Linked DNA regions of Homo sapiens: region 2 is linked to region 1. The links are chromatin loops, found by intact Hi-C in ENCODE. Cell type or tissue: endothelial cell of umbilical vein. All regions are shown on one strand. Links, peaks and the distances in the headings refer to the core of each region. The heading gives the core; the rest is flanking DNA. Region 1 overlaps PRKN (parkin RBR E3 ubiquitin protein ligase). Region 2 overlaps SLC22A1 (solute carrier family 22 member 1).

Region 1 (11,238 bases), core at 2,122-10,121:
TGCAGTTGCCACAGCAGGTCCTAGAAGGAGCTCTGGAGCTGGATGAGCCTTCTGAGTTGTTGTGCATGGACACAGAGTGGTCAGGCCTTACATCCCTATGCATAGACCAGGTTTTCGATGTGGGCTTCCCGCAGAAGGAAGAAAGGCTTTGGGTGAAGCAGCTTTCTTCAGCTGGGGGCACTTCCCGGGTAGAGACTTGGCAGAGAGCTGTCTGCTGCGGACATACCCAGCAGCAGGGATATCAGTCCTGGAGGAGGGGTCTGGCCAGCCTCACAGCATCTGCTGTCGTCTGCCCCTTGCACTGCCTGGAGACATTTGCTTGTGGAATGAGAGAGACTGGAGAAATGTACAAATGGAAGGTTAGCAGGGTAAACTATATGTAGCTCATGCTGCCACAGCTGGTCTTGAAGTTGCAGCTGACTCCCATTGACTTCCTTCTCTCCTACTCATTCTAGATTCCCCTCGCCCTTAGAGAAGACCTCTAGGTGGCTTACCTGGTGGGGTGACACAGACATCATCCCTGATGGGTCCAGGCTCCTGGGTGCCATTCTAAAGCCATGACTACTGAATGATTTGCTATCAACATTGGGCAGGGGAGGACCAAGAGATGCCACAGTGAACCACCTGGGTGCCAAATGCATTCTTCCCATTTAAATACCCCATTCTATAACTGCAGCCCTGCCTGCTCCTGAGAGTCAGTTACCCCTTCCAGGATGGCAACTCCCTTTCTAGCCTGCTAATCCCTTGGCAATGCAACATAAAGTGACCAGAACTCTTGCTGTGTTCTCTGGCAAAAGTACTCTCTTGCTGGAAGCCAGGGCCCCTATATATGCAAGGCCAGGTTGCACAGATGGAGAGCATAAACTCCAAGTGGACCACTGGGAGTGAGAAGTGGGGCCGTCCCTACTTCCACCCCTTGATTCCTGAACCATTGCGTTCTACCTGCTGGAGACACACCCTGCACCATGGTAGTTGTTGATTCAGAGTGTAAATCTCACCTTAGAGGATAGCGCCCACATCACAGTGCAGCTCCAGCGGCATCGTGCAAGCCTGGTCCATCCGTCTCATCAGGTCAACAGCTTCTGGGCAGTAGGATGTGTGACAGGACCAGTGTTCCCATGGGTATGCACCCACTGGGACACAATGCAGTGCCATGCAGGGTGCCGGCAGCCTGCAGATGCTAGTGCTGGCTGAGGCTCTGTTGCCAAGAAAGGCAAACCCACACCCAGAAAAGGAGTCACTTCCTGTCAAGATGGAGTGTCTTCATCTTCCCTGGTGTCACTGTGATCCACCTGACACCCACTGGCCAGTTAGTTGGTCTCCTCGAGGAGTGGAGGACACACAGGACTCCGTGCCGCTCTTTGTTGCCGGCAGGTTGAATGTTGGCGGTGTGGCAGATGGGGGGATGCCCGAGCTGGGGGGCCTGGCAGGGCTTCACCTCACCACCACGCTTCCTCCACACGGGAGTGCCCTGGCCCAGGACTGCTGTGGCCAGTGGCGGAGGCTGGCAGTGGTCCACTGGCCGGATCCCTCCATCTGCTTGTTGAAGTGCTCTCCTGTGAGCTCTGCCATGCTGTGCAAACATGCGGACATGTCCTGCCCCTCCCATGGGTCTGTCCACGTGCCTGCTCTGCAGAGCTCCTTGTCTTACCTGTCCTCAGTCTTCCAGATTTTCTCTGTCCCTGCCCTTAAAGAGGCTGCCAAGACGTTTGCCACTGCTTAGGAGCTTGTATCTCTTCCTAACTCAGGACTCTTTCCTTTCCACACACAGTCCACTGTCAGCTGCTGCCTCATCTGTTTGGGCTGCTGTCACTCAATACCGTAGACTGGCTGGCTTATAAACAACACACATTTATTCCTTCCAGTTCTGGAGGCTCAGAAGTCAAAGATGAATGCACTAGCAGATTTGGGGTCTCATGAGGGACCACTTTTTGGTTTGTAGATGACGTCTTCTAGCTATACCCTCACATGGTAGAAGGGGCAAGACAGCTCTCTGGGGCCTCACAGGATGAGAGGTGACTGGTTAATGCCCTCTCTTTATAAGGGCACTAATCCCATTCCCGAGGGCTCTGACTTATGACCCAATCACCTTGCAAAGGCCTCACCTCCTAATCCCACCGCCTTGGTGATTAGGTTTCGACATAGGAATCTGGGGAGACACAAACACTCGGACCATAGCAGTTGCGTTGCCCAAGGCTCTGCTTATTGACAGGGTCTCCCCTCACCACTCTTTCAACCCTAAAGAGGATTACAGGATAGCGACAGTGCATTTTTGGCTTGCAGCCGTATGTTAAGCTAACTCAATTGTGAACCAAGCTTGGATCCCTCAGTGTGTCATAAGGAATCTCCCCAGCCCGGCCACTACCACCGTGGGGCCATGGTTGTGAGCCCAAGGAGAGGCAGTCATGCCACGGTGTGGATGGCACGGGGGTCTGAGGACCTGCTTGTGCAGCTCGCTCACGCCCCGTGGGCCTGCTTGGGCCTGGGCCTAGATGCCCCACTTCTGTCTTATGACAATTGCTGCACAGATGCTCCAACTCCACAGGGCTCGGTAGCGTGCCAGGGGCTCTCTTTCAAATGGTCCATCGTTCTCAGCTGCTGAACCCCCAAAATCTTTGCTGGGATGCTCTTATTGGCCCGCAGGTAGCCCCACGTGACCTCTTTTCCCTCCACAGACACCTGGAATCCACAGGGTCTGCCTGCGTGCACAGCCGCAGAGACAGGGCGCTTGCATGCCGCCTGACCCTGCCCTTTGCTCCTCGGGGCCCCACTCAGAGCTTCCAGCACTTTCTTCCAACAGTGACAGGCTCCTCTTTGGCCACTGGCGGGAGGGATTCCAGCTCTAACTCCATTTTAGAGTTTGCTTCCTAGGACTATCCAGGCACCAAGTGCCACAGGTTATAGGTTCCCAGGAGAACAGGCTCTGAGACTTGCAGGCAGGGAGTGTCTTGGGGTGCTCTCAACAGCACCTTCAGGAAGAGAAGGAAGCAGGGTTGGGCAGAGGTGGAGTCCCACTGCAGTGCGGTTGCCACAGAAGACTGAGGGGAGCCAGAGGTAGGAGGCTAGAGGTGAGCCCTTCGCATCCACCCTCCACCACTGGGCGTGAGCTGCCCTATCGCCGTGATGTGACGGTGTGACCTCAGTCCCAAGGTGGTGGGACTGGGAGCAGAGCAGAGCACCCCCTAAAAGGGCCAAACCAGAGACACACCAGGCACCAGGAATCCGGCCAGGGAATACAGAGGAGGGGATGGGCTTGAGGTCGGATCTGCAGAACTTGGCAGTGGATTAGAAGACAGGATGAGAGGAGACGGGTTAATGTTGATGCATGAATGTCTAGCTTAGAACGATGGTGGTGCCATTGGCTGGAAGAGGAGACAGAAACAAAAGCAGGTTGTTCGGGGAGACACACATTCATTGTGGACATCTCAGCTAGGGGTTCAGTGGGGAAAGGAGTGGATGCCTAGACCACCTCAGAGGAGAATCCAGGCTGGAGCCAGCGATCAAGATGCAAGACTGACAATCTCCAACGAACTGCCCCTTATCCATGCTCCCCACACCCACACCCACCCCTTCAGAGTTACAGTCCAGGAGAGGCTAGGAGGTGCACCTCCCTCAGTGGAGGACACTGAAGCAGCAGTGGCTCCAGGGAGCTGAGATCTTTTTTGATCTATTTTGCCCCAGCATCTCACCGCAGAGCCGTCTCTCAGCCATTGACTGCCTTCACACACAAATGCAGTCCCAGTATTGGGAGATGGGTGTAATTTATTATTCCCGGAGATCTAGATCCCCGGTTATTTGGGAGTGTATTTTCTGAACTGCTTGTTGGTTTAAGTAAAGCAGGTTTGATGCCACTTCTCTTGAATCCATGACCCTGGACCCGCCGCCTAAGTGGATGTGCAGATGGGATGGAACGGCTGCGACAGATCTCCATTAAAGCCAGCGCGTCGTTCGGGCTCGGCCTTGCGCTGTGAAAAGCTGAGTCAGTGCCAGGACAGCACCCGCCCCTCTGCAGTGCGTTTCCAAGGCACTCAGCTTGTGTGCGAAGGTTTGCTCTGGGGCAGCAGAAATGGCCCTTGGCAGGTCGTCAAAGGCCCGGTTTCATTTCCTCCTCTTCCAGGCAAGTTGCTCAAAGGCTCACAGCCTTTTCGTCGCCTGCCACACAGAGCCAGTAAGATCTACCAAGCTATAAATAATGAAATGAGTGTGTGTTTCGCCGTTTGTAAGTTGCAAAGTATTACAAAATGGTGAAACTTGGGGGTTTGGGTTTTTAAGGCTGAATGCTAAAACTGTCAGGCACTGTGGAGAGAGGAAAGGAAAGATAAGATTGACTGGGATTGAAAGACAAGTGAAGGCATGCTTGCGTGGGTACACACACAGTGACACCACACGCCTGCCCCTGGAGGCCGATCCTGACCATGCAGACCTGGGGCTGGGGCTCTCCAAGCGCTCTCCTGCACTGCAGAAACCCTTCTTCTCTTCTGGACTGTCACTCCAGCACGGCAGAGCACCAAGGCTCTGCAACGCACTTCCCTGGGGTGCAGCTTCCGGCCAGGGGCGTCCTCCCTCTGCAGGAGCCTCAGCACCCCCGGGGGGTTCCCTCCACCCCCAGGAGTTCTGCCTTGAGGGGCATGGCCTGCGGGTCCCCTGAGCTCGCTCACCTGTGGGGGTCACGGCCTGCGGGTCCCCTGAGCTCACTCACCTGTAGGGGTCACAGCCTGCGGGTCCCCTGAGTCTTCCTCTGCACGGCCACAGTGCAGCCTCCACCAGATGCCTGCCTGGCCTGACACATGGGACCCTCCTCTGAAAATGATGCTGTCCTGAAGGCTTTTGGATTCCAGAGGGGTTTCAGGATCCCAGCAGAGTTGGTAAAAAAGGTCTGAATGTAAATTCTGAACCGACTTTGCAAGTCTATACCCTGTATACCCTGTGTACTAGACTCCATAAACAAGCAGCTAGAACAAGTTCGCAATGTGGAAAATATTTTTATAGAAACTTATTGTCACAGCTACACACCACACACACACACACACCACACATATGTCACACATGCCACACACATAAACATAACGCACACATCACACATACACACCACACATATATAACACACATCACACATACACACACACCACACATACATCACACATGCCACACACATACACACATACACACACCACACACATGCACCACACACCCATTACACACACCACACACACATCACACACCACACACATGCACCACACACCCATTACACACACCACACATACATCACACACACCACACACACCACACACCCATCACACACACCACCCATATGCACCACACACCCATCACACACACCACACATATGCACCACACACACATAAACATACACACCACATCCACATACACCACACATACACAACACACACGGCGCACACATATACATAACATGCACACCATGCGTTACACACACAACACACGCGCACCACATATACCACACACACATACATACACACCACACACACTGCACATACAGCATACGCATATACACAACACACATACACACAGAACACACACCACACACAGATACATAACACTGCACACACTCGCCACTCACATACACACCGCATACCCCACGGGCATTTGGAGCTCCTCAAAGGAAAGCGCCCCTGGCAATTCTCTGCACACCCCACTCAGTATCAGGAGGGAAGCAGCTGCAGTGCGCCTCTGATGCACCAGATGGCGCTAAACCCTTAAGGAAAATGCTGGATTTGTCCAGAAACAAAAATAAAATGACCTGGGGGAAAAGGGAGTGAACGCCACTTTGAAAGGCACCCCAGCCACGCCTGCATAGTGGCCCAGCCGACAACAGGCAAGAGGGAATCGAAGGACTGTGTCCCCAGGAGGAGCATTTCTGAGAGGTGTGCAGATTTGAAAAGCTAACAGCTGGATCCTGGCCCCCATAATTCCTTCATTAAAAACGGGGCTGGCAGGGGGGACAAAATATTGTCACTCCACAGAAAAGCATGTTGACCATGTGTGAGGAAAACGGTTCACCTGCTCTACACTTGTTCCTTGCAAGCACAGAGGCATAGCCCGTTTAAACTCAGCACCCCGCAAGCACAGAGGTGTAGCCCATTTAACTCATCACCCCTGCAAGCACAGAGGCATGGCCATTTAACTCATCACCCCTGCAAAGCACAGAGGTATAGCACATTTAAACTCAGCACCCCTGCAAACACAGAGGCATAGCTCGTTTAAACTCAGCACCCCTGTAAGCACAGAGGCATAGCCCATTTAGGCTCAGCACTGCTGTTCTCCAGGGTTGCATTTACCTTCTTTCAGCAAGGACTAGGTGTTCCCACCCGTGTCTGAGGAATCCAAGACAAGCAGAGGGGGCTTGAAGTCAAACAGATCTAGTCTTAAACATGAGTTTCAGCCTAGCTGTGATGGGTAATTTTCTGTGTCAATGTAGCTGGGCCACACAGCCCAGTTGTTGGAACCAGCAGTAGTCAAGGTGTCGCTGTGAAGGTATTTTTGTAGACGTGGTTAACATCTATACTCAGTTAACTTTGAGGTCAAGGAGATGACCCTCTATAATGTGGGTGGGCCTCACCCAGTCCATGGAAGGCCTGACGAGCAAAGACCTCGGTTTCCCAGAGAAGAGAAAAATTCTGCCCTACCGAGTGTGGTGGTTCACACCGGCAGCCCCACACTTTGGGAGGCCAGGGTGGGAGGATCACTTGAAGCTAAGAATTCGAAACCAGCCTGGGCAACAAAGTGAGACCCCATCTCTACAAAAAATATTTTTTAAAGATCAGCAGAGGACAGAAGCATGTGCCTGTAGTCCCAGCTACTCGAGAGCCCAGGATTTCCAGGCTAGAGTGAGCTATGATCTTGCCACAGCACTCCAGCCTGGGCAACAGAGTGAGACCCTGTCTCAAAAAAAAAAAAAAAAAAAAAATAGGGTCTCTCTGTCTTTGTTGACCACAGTGTATGTAGACCTTCTGCGAGCAGTAGTTCTCCGAAGCTCTGCAGGCTAGCGACATCGGCATCACCTAGGAATTTGTTGAACTGCCAGTCCTTGAGCGCAATCCCAGACCTATGGATTCAGACCCAGAGGGGTAGTGGGGGAGCCACAGCACAAGCGCTTCCGGTGCCGCTGGTCTGAGAGCCGCCGTTCTGCTAATGGGGAAGCTCCACAAGGCAGGGATTGTTGGCTTGCTATTTGTCATCTCTCTTGTTTACTGGGATGTATCCCCAGGGTCCAGGACAGTGCCTGGCACATCTTAGACACCCAACACATGTTTCTTGAATGAAAATATTTCTGCATTCACTCTAGCAAAAATAATAGTCTACTTTGTGCCAGAATAACTATACTTTGCACAAAAGGTAGGCTCTGTGGTCGGCTTTGACCCCTCTCACATCCTATTAGTGATGATTCCGCATTCAGAATCCCATCTATGTGGATAATTTTGGTCACTGCTGACCTAAGCCAACCAAAAACTAGAGAATGTCATTATCAAAAATACAAATCAGCATATTTTCTAGCTCAAGTGTAGATTTTTCCCATATGTCAACTTGTAACAATAGTTGAACACAAAGCACTTTTAAAATAACCAATAAATGGTACCTATTAATAATTCTGCTACTTAATATTTATGTTGTTCCATTTCCCCCATTAATCTCAAAATAGGTTGATAGATATTATTTTAATTCACTTCCCCTTTAGGAAGCATTTAGGGCCCCATGGGGCAAGACTCTGTAAGATCTCGTCTGTGGCACTTGGCACACATTCCACTCCTAGCAGAAATCACCACTGTTAGAATCATTGTCAAAAATGCCCTTCTGGGCCAGGCATGGTGGCTCATGCCTGTAATCCCAGCACTTTGGGAGGCCGAGGCAGGCAGATCACCTGAGGTCAAGAATTCGAGATCAGCCTGGCCAAAGTGATGAAATCCCATCTCTACTAAAAATACAAAAATTAGCGAGGTGGGGTGGTGCATGCCTGTAATCCCAGCTACTCAGGAGGCTGAGGCATGAGAATCGCTTGAACCCAGGAGGTGGAGGTTGTAGTGAGCCGAGATTGTGTCATTGCACTCCAGCCTAGGTGACAGAGCAAAACTCCGTCTCAAAAATAGATAAATAAATAAAAACAAATGCCCTTCTGAATTGCATTCTAAAGCATGGCTTGGGGAGTTTGGAGCTTAGTGGAGTAGCCTTGTATTGCTTACAGTGTAGCCTTGTATTCCCCGGAGCCCTTGGCTAGACACCCCATTAAATCCCAACACTCTGATGATTTCTCTTAAAAAAAATAACAAAATAGGCCGGGCGCAGTGGCTCACACCTGTAATCCAAGCACTTTGGGAGACGGAGGCGGGCAGATCACCTGAGGTCAGGAGTTCAAAACTAGCCTGGCCAACATGGTGAAACTCCGTCTCCTCCCTCAGCCTCCCAAGTAGCCGGGTGTGGTAGCAGGCACCTGTAACCCCAGCTACTTGAGAGGCCGAGGCAGCAGAATCATTTGAACCCAGGAGGTGGAGGTTGCAGTGAGCGGAGATTTCACCATTGCACTCCAGCCTGGGCAACAGGAGCGAAACAACGTCTCAAAAAAAAAAATAACAAAATACATTTAAATATATACATATATACATATTCTCCAAAAAGAGATAGTCATAAGACAATGTGAGAACAACAAAACATGTTTTGGTGACACCCGTTGCCAAGCAGTAACGTTGACTAGCTCAAGGCCCCTGAAAAGTGATGCCATTTTCTTACTCACCAGCAGGAGGCGGGCTGCTCACACGCAGCAGTGCTCAACTGGCCCACCTGCTTGACTGAGCCAGGAAGGCTGCTGTCTGCAAAGGTGGAAGGTTTCAGTGTTTGTGAGAAGAGAGGCGAGCGTTGATGAGAAAGCTGACATTTAAAAGCTGTCATTCACCTGAAAGCATTCATAGCTGAATTAAGCCAACTCTGTTTTCATGATTAATGACAACTGCTCTTTTTTGGAAAACAGGCTTAAATGGATTTTTAGGATTAGAATAGACTTGTCTAATTATTGGCTACACAGGTGTCACAAATGAGTTTCTCTTAAAGCAGGAAAGATAACACATATGCAGTTCCTTAAGTTATTCTAGCTTCAATGTATATCAATGTGTCTCCTAGGCGCTAATTCGGCTTTTTTTTTTTTTTTTTTTTGACACAGAGTCTTGCTCTGTCGCCCAGGCTGGAGTGCAGTGGCGCGATCTCGGCTCACTGCAAGCTCTGCCTCCCAGGTTCACGTCATTCTCCCATCTCAGCCTCCCAAGTAGGTGGGACTACAGGTGCCTGCCACCACGCCCGGCTAATTTTTTTTTTTTTTTTTTGTATTTTGAGTAGAGATGGGGTTTCATCGTGTTAGCCAGGATGGTTTGATCTGACCTCGTGATCCACCCGCCTCGGCCTCCCAAAGTGCTGGGATTACAGGTGTGAGCCACCGTGCCCAGCCTAATTCAGCTTTTAAAACCTATATAAGTACATTTTGATTTACCAGTGGAGTTTTGTGTGTGTGTGTGTGTTTATAGAGACAGGGTCTCATTATATTGACCAGTCTGGCCTTGAACTCCTAGACTCAAGTGTTCCTCCTGCCTCGGCCTCCCATACTTGTGTTTTTAAAGGAGATTTAAGGCCAATCCAGGCCTTCAGTGGTCTTTTCCATGTGTACAAACTCCCACAGGGTCATATTCCCATCTCTTTAGAGATGATCGTGATGATTACAATAACAAAGTAATAATGGTGGTGATCATAGAAAACACACGGTTAGCATTCAGGGTGCACCTGGCTCTGTGCTAAGCCGTTTGTGTGTTGATCTTACTCACGATGACCCTTGTGAGGTTATTCCTCTTGAGCCACAGATGGACGATCATGCCTTTACCTTTCTGAGGGAATTTTGATTCTCTCTGTCTCTCTCTATATGTATATGAAATATATTTCCTATAATCATATGAAATATATATATGAAACATCTATATATAAGTATATTATAGATGTTTCATATATATATTTATGAAATCGCTATTTTCAGCCATGAAGTATATTAGGAGAGAGACTTGTCCTGTTCCACCCCCACCTCCACCACGCGTGCGTACACACATGCATGCATGCAATTCCTCCTGCCACGGGTGAGCAGTAGACAGGCACAGAATTCTATGCAATTACCTAACAGTTACACTGCCCCGTGAGAGCCACACTTTATTGCACAATCGGGCGGTGATGCTGAATCACAACAAAACCTTCCCCTCCTGGCAACACAATAAGCAGGCATTGCTTTAGAGCTTGATGACTAAGGCGGGAACAGAGGGTAAGTTACCCAGCTCACCATGTTCCTCTTCAGGCGCAAAGGGAGAATCGCCCTCCAGAGGATGAATGGTTCCCAAACCTCCCGCCCCTCGCAACCCCTTAGGGCATTTTTAGGGATTCTAATTTCTGTACCCCGCCACAGACCTACTGAATCCCAATCTCCAGAGTCTGGACACAAGCCTTGGGATCATTTTTAGAATCGCTTTGGTGATCTTGAACCTGTGGGCACCCAGCCACTGCTTGAGATCACTCCAGAAGGATTTAAACATCAGCATTAAGACACTCATGAAGGATGCAAAGCAAAGATGTGCTCCTCCTGGTAGAAATCCCCTCTCGGAAGTGGCAGTCAAAGGTCTAAACCAGTGGCCTGGGCACCGCCCACTCCCGGGGTGTCATAGAGCTGCTTCTCCTGCCCCCCAGGTCCCTGGGGCTGGCAGCAGTGGCAGCAGTCACTGGGTCTGGGACTCCCCTCCCTCCCCGTGGATCCGCTGGGTGAGGATAGGAAGCACAGGAAGAGCTGTGATGCTGAGAAGGGCAGGAACTCCAAGGGCCTTCTTGGTGACCCTTTCCCACATGTTAGGTGCAGTGGGACAGTTGGAGACAATGACAAAGAAAGGGCATGAGCTTTGGCAGCCGTGGCCTCCTGGTGTCCTTCTTGAAAGCACTTTCGGCAGGTTGGGGAAGGGAGAACCGGCCAGGCAGCAGCGATGGCCCAGGGCAGAAGGGCGGGTGGGCAGCTGGGAGTGGAGTTGCAGTGCTGGTGCCAGGGGAAGCAGGCAAGTGGAGGGCAGGTGAGCCACTGCAGTGAGGGGAGGGGGGCTGGGTGGCTTCTCCCACTGTCTTTACCACAAGCTGGGTGCTGGTGGTGGTGGTAGTTGCTTTCGTTGTTGTTGTTTTGAGACAGATTCTTGCCCTGTCGCC
Region 2 (11,238 bases), core at 974-8,973, 1.2 Mb after region 1:
TCTTGTATCATCTCACTCAGCCAGTGTGAGGGTCCAAATGAGAGTGCCCCTCACCCGTCTCATGGGTGCAACACAGTCTCTCTGCCTCCTGGAGCTCTCAGCCCTGATAGAGAAGCCAAGCTGAGCCTTCTGTTAAGGACCACACCTCATCTAGCTTCTAAAAGATAAAAGGCAAGGAGTTCACTCCAATGCCTCGAGGGAGGTCCTCATTCACAGGTCTTTAGCCTGGTGATGCTTGACCAGAGGTAAACAGCATCCCTGGCCTCAGAGAACTGAACATGCCTCCACTCTGCACCCCCAGGGCCGCTCATCACAGCAGCCAGAGGGACCCAGTTCAGACTGGAGTTGGGTCAAGTCCACCCCTGCTCAAAGCCACCAGTGGTTTCCTACCACTCTTGGGATAAAGTCCACAGCTGGCTACTTCCCAACTCACTCCACGCCTCACTCCACTGCTCCCCACGAGCTCGCCTGACCCTTGTCCCTAGATCCCGAGCAGTCCCTCCAATGCCACATTCTTCTCACCCCAAGGGCCTTGCACGTGTCAGAAAACTCTCCCCAGATTTTTACATGGCTCTTCCCACTTCATTTAGGCCTCTTCAGGCCTCCCGTGCCCATTGTAGAAAGCACTGACATCCTTCTCTTTTCCCTCTGGAATGTCAGCTCCATGGAGCAGGAACTCTCTCTGCTTCGCTCATGGTTGAAATCCTAGGACCTAGATACCTGCCAGCCATATAGAAGGCCTGGAGATATTTCCTGCGGGTTGAATGAATGACTGTCCTAAAATGTGATAAGGACTAAGACAGAGGGACGAGGGGAGGACAGGAGCTGGGAGGAGGGGGCTGGGGAGGGGACGATGCCTGGGCTCTGTCCAGGTGACAACTGAATGGACTTAGCCCTCGATGGCCCTCCTTCTTGGCACTCAGTGCTGTGAACTTTTTAAAAGTATGCCCATCCATCACATCTTACCCAGGATTCCAGAAACAGAGAGATTGGGAAGAAAGTGAGCAAAATCTATTTCAGATCCATGCTGCCCCTTTTCCTGTGTTCTCTGTTCTTTCTCCATGAAAAAAAGGGAAAAGAAAACTGAGCTTTCTTTCCCCAACCCTTTTTCTTTCCAGCCTGATCTACACAGCCTAGTTCTTGGGCATACAGATTTCACAGAACAGTCTCTACAATACCCTGCACGAAAGCCTGCCAAAATGACTCACTAAATCAGCAAGTGCAGAGCACACGCAGTAAAAACTGAGAAAAGAGCAGATCTGCCCTTGTATTTATTTTACAACATATCCAAGAGCAATGAATGTGAAAGGCAATTTACGTACTCAAATTAAAACTGACTGAAGTTAATCTGCTTTAGGTTTAAATGTAGCTTGGTTTATCTTTGATTGTAAGAATTACAGACTAAAGTATACATCCACCAAAATGGCCACTCTTAAAAAGATGAGCCAGATCAAGTGTTGGGAGGATCTGGAGTAATCGGAGCTCCCATGTGTTCCTGGGAGGAGTATAAAATGGTCTAACCACTTTGGAAAGCTGTTTGGCAGTGTCTGCTAGAGCTAAACATATGCCTCCCTGGGACCCAGCAAGTGTACTCACAGACCTGTACCCAAGGGAAATGAAAGCATGTGCCTGCCCAAAGATACGTGCAAGGATGATTTTAGTCCCAATAAGTGGCAAACATTGGAAGCAACACAAGTGACAATCAACAGTGGAAGGGATGCAGAGTGTCATATTCATACAGTGGAATCCTACACAATAATTTTGTTTGAAGTACCAACTACACTCTCATGTGACAACATGGGTGGGTCTCATAGGTGCAATGATGAATGGCTCATGCCTATAATCCCAACACTTTGAAAGGCTGAGGTGGGAGGATTGCTTGAGCCCAGGAGTTTGAGACCAGCTTGGGCAACATAGTAAGACCCCATCTCTACAAAAAATAAAAACATTAACCGGGCATAGTGGCTCACGCCTGTAGTCCCAGCTACTGAGGAGGCTGAGGCGGGAGGATCCCTTGAGCCCAAGAGTTCAAGGTTGCAGTGAGCTGTGATTGCACCACTGAACTCCAGCCTGAATAACAGAGCAAGATTCTGTCTCAAAACACAACAACAATAACAAAAACAGTATATTTGGTATGGTGCCATCTATATGAAGCTCAAGAACAGGCACAATCTGTGCTGACAAAGGGCAGAGTAGTGGTGACCTTGGAGGGGTGGCAGGGGTTGTTGTGAAGGAGCCTGAGGGAGGCTTTGGAGAAGTTGGAAAGGTTCCCCATCTTTACGTGGATCATGCTGCCCGGGTGTACACATTTTTAAAAACTCATGGAGTCATGCACTTATAGTTTGCTGATTGTATGTATGTTAAAACTCAATTTAATTTTTTTTTTTTTTGCTGTTTTTGGGGGTTTTTTTGTTTGTTTGTTTGTTTGTTTTTTGGGAGATGGAGTTGTACTCTGTCTCCCAAGCTGGAGTGTGCGATCTCGGCTCACTGCAACCTCCGCCTCCTGGGTTCAAGCAGCCTCCCAAGTAGCTGGGATTACAGGCGCCCGCCACCAAGCCCGGCTAATTTTGTATTTTTAGTAGAGATGGGGTTTCACCATGTTGGCCAGGCTGGTCTTGAACTCCTGACCTCAGGTGATCCACCTGCCTTGGCTTCTCAAAGTACTGTGATTACAGGCATGAGCCACTGTGCACGGCCCCTCAATTTAAAATCTAAAAAAACTTTGTAGACAAAGGTAGCACCTCATCTTTGTTCTCATTCCAGAGGCTTATCAAAGAGTCACAACACTTTCCCCACACTTCGATTGCCTGGGAAATGATGAAAGCAGACAACTTACCAACTTACCAGGTGAGATAAAAATCATGACGAGGCAGGCTGCCCCCGCCAACAAATTTGACATGGCCATGGGGTAGATGCGGCCCACGCGGTCAATGGTGATGAGGGCTATGAAGGCCCCCGGGATTTCGACCAGAGCGGAGTAAAGGAAATCCAGGTAGAGGTTCCCGCTGGTGGCGCCCATGTGCAGGATGAGCCCCTGATAGAGCACAGAGTCCGTGAACCTGAGCCAAGAGGAGGTTTCAAGTCAAAGGCATGAGTCAGAGACTGAAGAAAAAAAAAAAAAAAAAAAGCCCCTCGCAGATGGAGAAAGAGCATGAATCACTGGGTTTAGAATGCCCTAGAGCAATATGAGAAGAGGGGAGTAAAAATGAGAAAGAGTGTCCTAGAAGGGCCCCAATGATACATTTTTTTCATGATAGATGTGAGAGTCTGACTTGTAGGATATGCCTCCAAGTCTCCTGGAGACTGCACGTGAGGATGGCTACTGTTCACTGCAGATTTAAATGTCTGGTTCTGCACCAAGCCCTGCACGTGCGTACCTCATCTGACACCCCAACAGGCCTACGAGGAGGTGGGCAGGAGAGACCAGGAAGTAAGGGGCCAGGTGTCGGATTGCTTTATGAGCTGTGTCACCTTGAGGAAGTTAACTAACCTCTCTGGGCCTCAGTTCCCTCGTCTGTAAATGGGATTGTAATAGTACCTCCCACATCTGTTTGTCTTGAGTACTCACTGAATTAGCGTACAAAAGTGCCAATTATAGTTCCCAGCACACAGTATGCACTCAGGGCACTCAGAAGACTCAGGGCACAACAGACAGAGGCATGGGCCAGGTCTTTCCAACCGCACCATGGCATTCCCGGCCCTTTACTGTGCTGTCCTTAGTGGGCGCTATTGATTCACCTACGCTCTTCCATTCACTGCACACCCCCTCCGTCCATATTTGAGAAAATGTAGCAACATTACAGCATATGGCACACAGACCCGAGGCCTAGCTAAATCACTCTCACCTGAGCCAAAATGTAGGGTGCCTCATGTGTCACTTCGGGGGGAAAATATCATTTGGAAGCTAGAAAGCTTTTACAGTCATATTTACATTGTGAGAACAGATTTGGGTCAATAAGAAATTACTGTCTCATCCCAGCATGCAGATTGCCTATCAGCTCCAAAACTGAGATGAAAATGCATGTTGCTAAGGAATGTATCCTTCTTTGATAAAATTTCGCCTAAAGAAGCATTGGGATGCTTTTGTTTCTAGTCCTAAATTATTCCTGATTGGACAAAGGGTCAAGAGAACAAGAAACAAGGTGCTTGCCTGCAACTCAAGGAGTTGAGGTTAGCCTGAGTGCCTCTGTACCATTTAGCCAGTTAAAGACAGCAGTCATATTACTGATAAAGAAACTGGTTTAAGAGAAAGGAACGTGTAACCTTGATTTTCCTGTCAACAAGCCAGTTAACAAATGTGCCGGGCTGCCACCTGTGGGCAGAGCTCATGAATTGCATGTGTGTATTAAAATAACAAAAAAAACCACATTGACATTGAACATTTCCTGCATGGATGCTGTACCCTCTTCTATGTCATTTACACATATAATCTCCTTAATCCTCCCAACACATCTGTGAGATAGGTACTATCACTTCTCCCATTACTGAGGGGGAAATTGAGTCACGGAGAGATTAAGGCCCTTTGGAAGGTCACACAGCCAGGACATGGTGGACAGACCTTTCGAGTCTCAGTCATGACAACCAGCAGGACAGTAGAAAAGGGCGTTCAGGGGCCAAAGGCGTGAGGCCTTGTGGGCCACAGAAAAGGATCTGGCTTTATTCTCAGTGATTAGGAAGCCAGCAGAGGGTAAACAGGGAGAGACAAGGTCTGTTGAGCTCTAAGGGATGCCTTTGCCTGCTTTGTGGAGCACCGAGGGGCATGGGTAAAGCCAGCAGGCCACCCAGAAGGTGCCTACAGTAATGCAGGTAAGAGATGCTGCAGAACTGTCCATGAGACAGCTGACATTTATACAAAGAATTAGTGCCAAGGACAGGGCTACTACAACCCCAGCAAGGGAACCCAGGGTGCCCAAGATGGGAGGCAGCAGGTTCTGAAGGCATTTCCAAGCCAGTTGATGGAACTTGCCAGAGGACTGGATGTGGGGGTAACAGAACAGAAGAGTCAAGAACACTGCCTTGTGGGGAGTCTCGGAGCTGGGGAGGGGAGCTGAACAGCGTAGCAGAGCGGGCAGTTACTTCCACTGCAGCGGCCAGTCCCAGCCTCCATGCTGAGTTCAACACTGAGTATCCATGGAAACCCACCAGGTACATGGGGCTATTTGCAAAGGTTCACGGGCCCAGCATGTGGCTGGGTGCAGGACCCCAGCGGCAAACTCGGAGACAGGGAGGGTGAAGGTTGAGGCAGGACAGGACACACTGAACCTGGACAGATTCTGGGGCACAGTGTTTACTCATTCAACTTTCAGCAAATATTGATTTAGGGTCTGCAATATGCCAGGCACTGACTTACTACAAACTCTTTGTTCCAATAAAACCTCACATAGAAGAGCAAACAAGTGTGCCTGGGTAGCGGAGCTGCTCCCGCTGAAGGGGCCAGGCCCAGAGTGCAGTTGGGGGGCCCTCACTGTATGCTGAGGGGAAAGCCCTTGTGCGGAGGAGGTGAGCCAGCATCCTCCTAGGGAGCAGGGCAGGGGATTCCTGCTCGTGACAGCAGCTGGGGGAGCATGCAGACCCCTGGAATGTGCAAAGCGTGTGTGCGTGGGTCCATGTGGGTGTGCGTTCTCTAGTCAATAGGTAACAAATGCACAGAGATGCTCAGGTAGGGTCTCTAGGGTGTTTAGATATGAGGAATGGAACTTCCTCCTCGAACGCTCCAGGAGCTCTCATCCACCTTCTGACGCCGAGTCAAGACTTGGCTATTCCCAGAAGATGAGACCATGTGGAACGGAGGCAGCCCCGATAACCCTTTATCCTATTTCTCTCATCCCACTGGTGATCTCCCAAAGGTAACAAATGCTCCTCACTAAAATGAAGCCTTTTCCTTATTATTCAATCCCCAAGGGAGAAACAAAAAGAGCTCTTTGACCACTCACAACTATATTACAATTCTTTTTCCCTTTCTCTTTTTCCACCTGAGTATTCCACTGTCTCTAATCTATAGCCCAGTGCTTGGGCGAGCGTGCTGATTCTGCCTGGAGAGACGCACAGGAACGCCCCTCACCACAGGTACATCAGGATGAAGGTGCGCTTCCTCAGGCGCGGCGTGCGGAACAGGTCTGCAAATGAAGGGCTCAGCTTTTCGGTGACATCCTCTTCGAGGGAAAGCATCTAGGAGGGAGGGAGAGCATCAGCCACACTCACGCTGTCATGAGCAGAGCCACCTGGGAGCCCCTGGGGAGGTGAGCCTTGCCACCACCGTGCTTCACACCCATGACAAGGGGCACAGTTCTGCTCTTTCCCCTGGCAGCCCCAGACGAATCTGCACCAGAACCCAGCCCCAGATTCAGTGATGTGAGATACCCCTTCCTAGATTTCACCTTTAAATCAGCAGGAGGCAACTTCCCATTCTTTTGAGCGATGTGGTCCATTATCTTTATTGCTTCAGTGTTTCTTTTTTGTGATAACAGCCACCGAGGGGACTCCGGCACACACCTGCGAACACCACTCATCACTATCTGGCATTTTCCTCGGTCTGACGTTCAGCCCTGAGCGGGGTGATGCTGTTGCTCAGTGCAGCCTGCCCTCCCCACGTTGGGGCTGTAATCCCTCAAGAGGATGAGGACCTGGGGTCACTGTGCGCTAGCCCATGTGGCCCAGGTCACAGCTCTGTGGGTCACTCAGACTCCTAGTGTCACCTAAGATTTATAGACCAAAAGGGAGCCATCGCTTCCTATGTAGCCTTCCTTCTGTGCAGCAGGGGCCTCATCTCTCCTGGGGCAGCCTTTGTCCCCCACGGAAAACACTCACAGAGCAGATGCTCCATGTATATTACCCGATGACACCAGGACATCTCCAGGCAATACAAGGGCTGTTGAACACTTCTCAAAATATTTCTCAAACAAAATAAAATGTATTTACTGTCCTTTAAAATCAAATCAACACCATGCTGTCTATTTCAAATGGGACGAGGAGGGTACAACTCAAAGACTGGGCCTCTCTGGCATAAGGGTCTTCTGAAAGCTGGCCGGCATTGACTGCCTCACCCTGCCTGAGCATGCAGAATTTGCCTTTCTGCTGGAGAGATCCCTGTTTCACAAGGACGAGGCAGGGGAAGGGCAGGCTCCTCAGAACTCCCTGGCCATACGTGTACAACTCTTTCATTTAGAGAGACTGGGTTAACTCTAGTGCCACCCACAGATGAGGTCTGCTCTCAGCAAAACTAAGACAAAAGGTGGAGGGATGAGAAATTCCTCTCTGTGGACCTTTCTGCTACCCCCTCTTCCCTCCACCACAATAAAAACTGACCTGTGGAGTTCTTTGCCCTTCAGACTCTGCGAAGCACTCACAGCTAATATGATTAACACCTTGTTTGGACTGATTCTGTGTCATAATGGCTCAGGGTACACAGTCCCCAGAGAAGGTTGCATTGAGCAGGCCTGTTGTTCCTTCATTCTGTCACTCATTCATTCAATCAAGATCAAATGCCTGCTCTATGGCTAGATGAGAGGTATTTCAGTGTCTTAATAATAATACCAATAGTACTATAAAAATGAAGAAGTGGGAGAAGAGCAGAGATGACAGCAGAGAGGAAGAGAAGAGGGGGAAGAGGGAGAGGATCAAGAAGATAACAGAGCATCTGACTTCATGCCAGCACCCCTGGGACGGACTCTAGGGGACTCTCGGGAGTGGTAGCCATTGCAGTGGGATTGCCACCTGTGGAGCCTTTCCTACCACTGGACGCTGATACAGATTTCCCAAGGCCACTGAGCAACCCTCAAAAAGCTGCCTCCTTCACCCGGGAGTGAGGTTCAGCCTTGTGTTTCTGGAAAGTGCACATGCTGAGGCCCTGAGTTTTCCTGGATTTCTGTCCGACTCTTGGCATGGCCCACCTTTATCTGGGGGAACCTATCTAAAGAGGCTTTGTCTGAGGAAAGCTCCACATGTAACCTGGGCCGCCTGGTAATAACAGAACAACCTGAACAGTACAAGCGGTGGGAAGCGCTGGCTCCACGCAGCCCCATGCGATATGCGTGTGGGAAACCCCAGGCTCTGTGCAGCCCTATGCATCATGCCTGTGGGAAACCCCGGGCTCTGTGCAGCCCTATGCATCATGCGTGTGGGAAACCCCGGGCTCTGCTCATCCCTATGCATCATGCATGTGGGAAACCCCGGGCTCTGCTCATCCCTATGCATCATGCATGTGGGAAGCCCCAGGCTCCCCTCATCCCTATGCATCATGCGTGTGGGAAACCCCGGGACCAGCTCATCCCTATGCGTCATGCGTGTGGGAAACCCCGGGACCAGCTCATCCCTATGCGTCATGCGTGTCGGAAACCCCGGGACCAGCTCATCCCTATGCGTCATGCGTGTGGGAAACCCCGGGACCAGCTCATCCCTATGCGTCATGAGTGTGGGAAGCGCCGGGCTCCGCGCAGCCCCATGCGTTATGCATGTGGACACCATGGCCTTTGGAAGACGGCCTGTAGGCGCCCCCCACTCCAAGAGACTGGTCCCTCGAGAGGACAGAAAGCGCAGCCAGAGGGGTGGCCGGCGCCCCTTCCCCGTAGGCAGGAGGAAGGGCCTCACCAGTAGTAGAGCAGGAAGAGGAAGGTGGGCAGGGAGACTGCCAGCTGCAGCCAGCGCCAGTGAGGCAGGGCGTAGGCCAGCCCGGTAAGCGCCACCAGCCCCACCGTGAAGGCCATCTGGTACATGATCGCCACCGTTCTTCTGGAGCCCGAGCCAACAAATTCTGTGACTGAAACAGGAGGTGTGGACGTTATGCGGGTTCCTTGCAGGAGCCCAGGAGCCCGACGCCGTGCGTTCAGAAGCTCGGGGCCCCAGTCCAGCTTGTCTCCCCGCGGGAAGCTCCCACCCGGCCTTGCCCAGCCTCACCTGCTCCCAGGCTTCTCTCTTGTGTGTCTCCCATTTCTCCTTCCCGCAAACCACAGCCGCGCTCACGCCTCCCCTTCTCTCTGGGGCCCCGGACCCATCAAACCGGGGCCCCGGACCCATCAAACCAAGGCCCCGGAGATCCACCAGGCTGCTTGGCTCTCTGGCTTTTCCCTGACCGTCGCTTTCCGCGTCTGCTCCTTTACCATCTGCACTCCCCTCTGCCTGCTTCAGGACTCAGTCCACTGGCCTCTCCTCCCCAACGCCTTCCTCGAGAAGCTCCAGACTCAGCTGGAATATTTGTCAGGACCCCAGGGGTGTTCATTCATTTAGCAAATATCTTTGAGTGCCTCCTGGGGACCTGGTACTGTGCGGGGTGTCTGAGGCACATCGTTAAGCATAGGAGGTAGAGTCCTGCCCTGGGAGACCTCATTTGGCAGACGCTCCACATCACAGATAAGAGAATGCAATCCTATGTTAGAGCGTGATACGTGTAACGGGAACAAAAATGAAAAGGGGAAAAGGAAGTCAGGGGAGTCGTGGGTGGAGGGGCTGCGGGTGGTGTTGGAGCGTGGATGTGGCCCCGGGTCAGACCCCCCAAACCATGTGTGGGACGGTGCCTAGCAGCAGAGGCTGTCACAGGCTCCACACGCATGGGGCTGAGCCAGCTCAGCTTCACCAGGCTGCTCATGGCTTCTCAAGGCGGGAACGTGGATCCTCTTGGCCCTAGTGAATGAGTTCTCAGAATGCCAAGTGATAGCACCTTGTTTTCAAAGATGAAAAGACAGGCTATTTCTTTTTTCTCCCCCACAAATGAGTAAAAGTGTGGCTCATCCTCACTGCTGGCTGCCGTGCCCTGGCCTGGGGAAGTACAGATGACTCTTAGGCTGCATTCCTCCCGGAAAGGGTTTTTTGTTTTGTATTCTTAACCTTAGAATATTTGAAAGGGAAAAAAAGGCTGATATGTAAAACTCCTCATGTTGGTTTATACTTCAACTTTTTCAAAATCCTGATTTTCACAATCCTTATTTTATTTGCTCCTGTTTTCTTTCCTAATTCTTGAGTGCCATTCAAGCCCGTCAAGTTTGCTGTATTTATTTTAAGGAGTTGCTGGTTCTTTCTTATGTAAAATGCTAGAATATTCTCTCACTTATCTCCTCTTCTGCACCCCATCCTGACTGCTGTGAGCACATCAGCATGGGGTCTTTTTGTTCCCCAAATAGATTAGTTGATTAATAGGTCAGTAATCTAAGTGATAATTTAAGTGTCTCAGACACAAAAAGAGAGGAGGCCATTCTAGCCCATGTCCTGCCCTAGTCACATAAATACAAGGAACTGGTGCCCCGCAAGCTCCTTGACCCCACAAACAACCCCCTACCCACGTTAGGCCCATCCCATTCTACCCTGAGACCTGGCCTCATCCCCATGATAATTACTTAGGGTGTAGCCAGCCATCCAGTTGCCCTTGCTGACCAGGCCCTGCAGCAGGCGGAAGAGCAGCATGGACATGTAGTTGGGCGAGAAGGCCATGAGCACGCCCGACACCGCGTTGACCAGCACAGTTCCCAGGAGACACAGCTTACGGCCAAACCTTCAGAGAGAAGGAGACATGGAGGGCAGGTGGGAGAGGTTGAAATCTGGGGTCAGACATGCATGGTGGGATGCCAAGGGTCACAGTCGGAGGCCACCGCACCACTGTCCTGGGAGACTGCAGGGTCTATCAGGACAGCAGTGCCCAGTGCACCGCCCAGCCTGCTCATCTGTCCCAACAAGCTCCGCAGCCCTTCCGGGTCTGAAGAGGAGTCTGAGCGCTCCCAGCAGCATCACAGCTCAGCCGGGCAGTGCCCGCAGACCCTCTCCAGTTCACGCCTGTCCCCTTGCCTTATCTTCATATTTAGCAGATGGCATCATTATTATCGCCACTGGTCAGGCTGCACCCAAACCAGGCTTCCTTCCTCCCATAGTCTTATCAACCATCATGGAAGCTTTTCAGTGCCATATTCAGCTCTGATAGTGTAGCCATACAGGGCTGTTTCTCTTCTCCTTTTTCCGGGAATGAAATGGGCAAATTACTCGCTGGGATTGCACTGTTCCCACCCAATTTTTTGACCACACCCCATGTTCTCCAAGAGCCAAGGAAAGAAGCCAAGGGCAGACCATGCAGTGTGCCCGCCCACCCACGCTCCCCACCCGCCTGCCGCCCCCGTCCCCTCTGCCACCCCCATCTGCCTCCACTAGGCCACTTCACTTGTCCACCTTGTGTCCCCTGGCCTCAGACCTCCACCCCGCCTCAGGACAGCCCCAAACCGGCCAGTAAACCCTTGCCCTTTGTGAAAACATAGGAACTTC

Evidence for each region. A loop is a pair of places that touch in the nucleus more often than their neighbours do. Peaks named below come from ENCODE experiments on the same cell type or tissue, not always from the same donor. Only the 100,000 strongest peaks of a DNase experiment are listed, where the experiment ranks them.
Region 2: a loop joins it to region 1, with 12 times the contacts of the local background. A loop is called at or near these places in 2 of 110 quality-filtered maps.

The regions. Positions count from the first base shown.
Region 1 is chr6:161,368,531-161,379,768 of GRCh38, reverse strand. All of the region lies in intron 10 of PRKN (parkin RBR E3 ubiquitin protein ligase), which reads left to right. Among named protein-coding and RNA genes, the nearest start is that of AGPAT4, 100 kb to the right of the region's middle. RefSeq lists enhancers at 4,052-4,592, 5,787-5,936. In endothelial cell of umbilical vein, for the core only: CTCF peaks have their summits at 5,708 (motif pointing right) and 8,765 (motif pointing right); DNase peaks (open chromatin) are centred at 5,718 and 8,788.
Region 2 is chr6:160,131,474-160,142,711 of GRCh38, reverse strand. It overlaps SLC22A1 (solute carrier family 22 member 1), which reads right to left. Exons shown (of 11, transcript NM_003057.3): 3 at 10,326-10,480; 4 at 8,587-8,755; 5 at 6,378-6,492; 6 at 6,062-6,168; 7 at 2,845-3,059. Among named protein-coding and RNA genes, the nearest start is that of SLC22A1, 15 kb to the right of the region's middle. RefSeq lists an enhancer at 7,621-8,820. In endothelial cell of umbilical vein, for the core only: a CTCF peak has its summit at 4,310 (motif pointing left); a DNase peak (open chromatin) is centred at 4,301.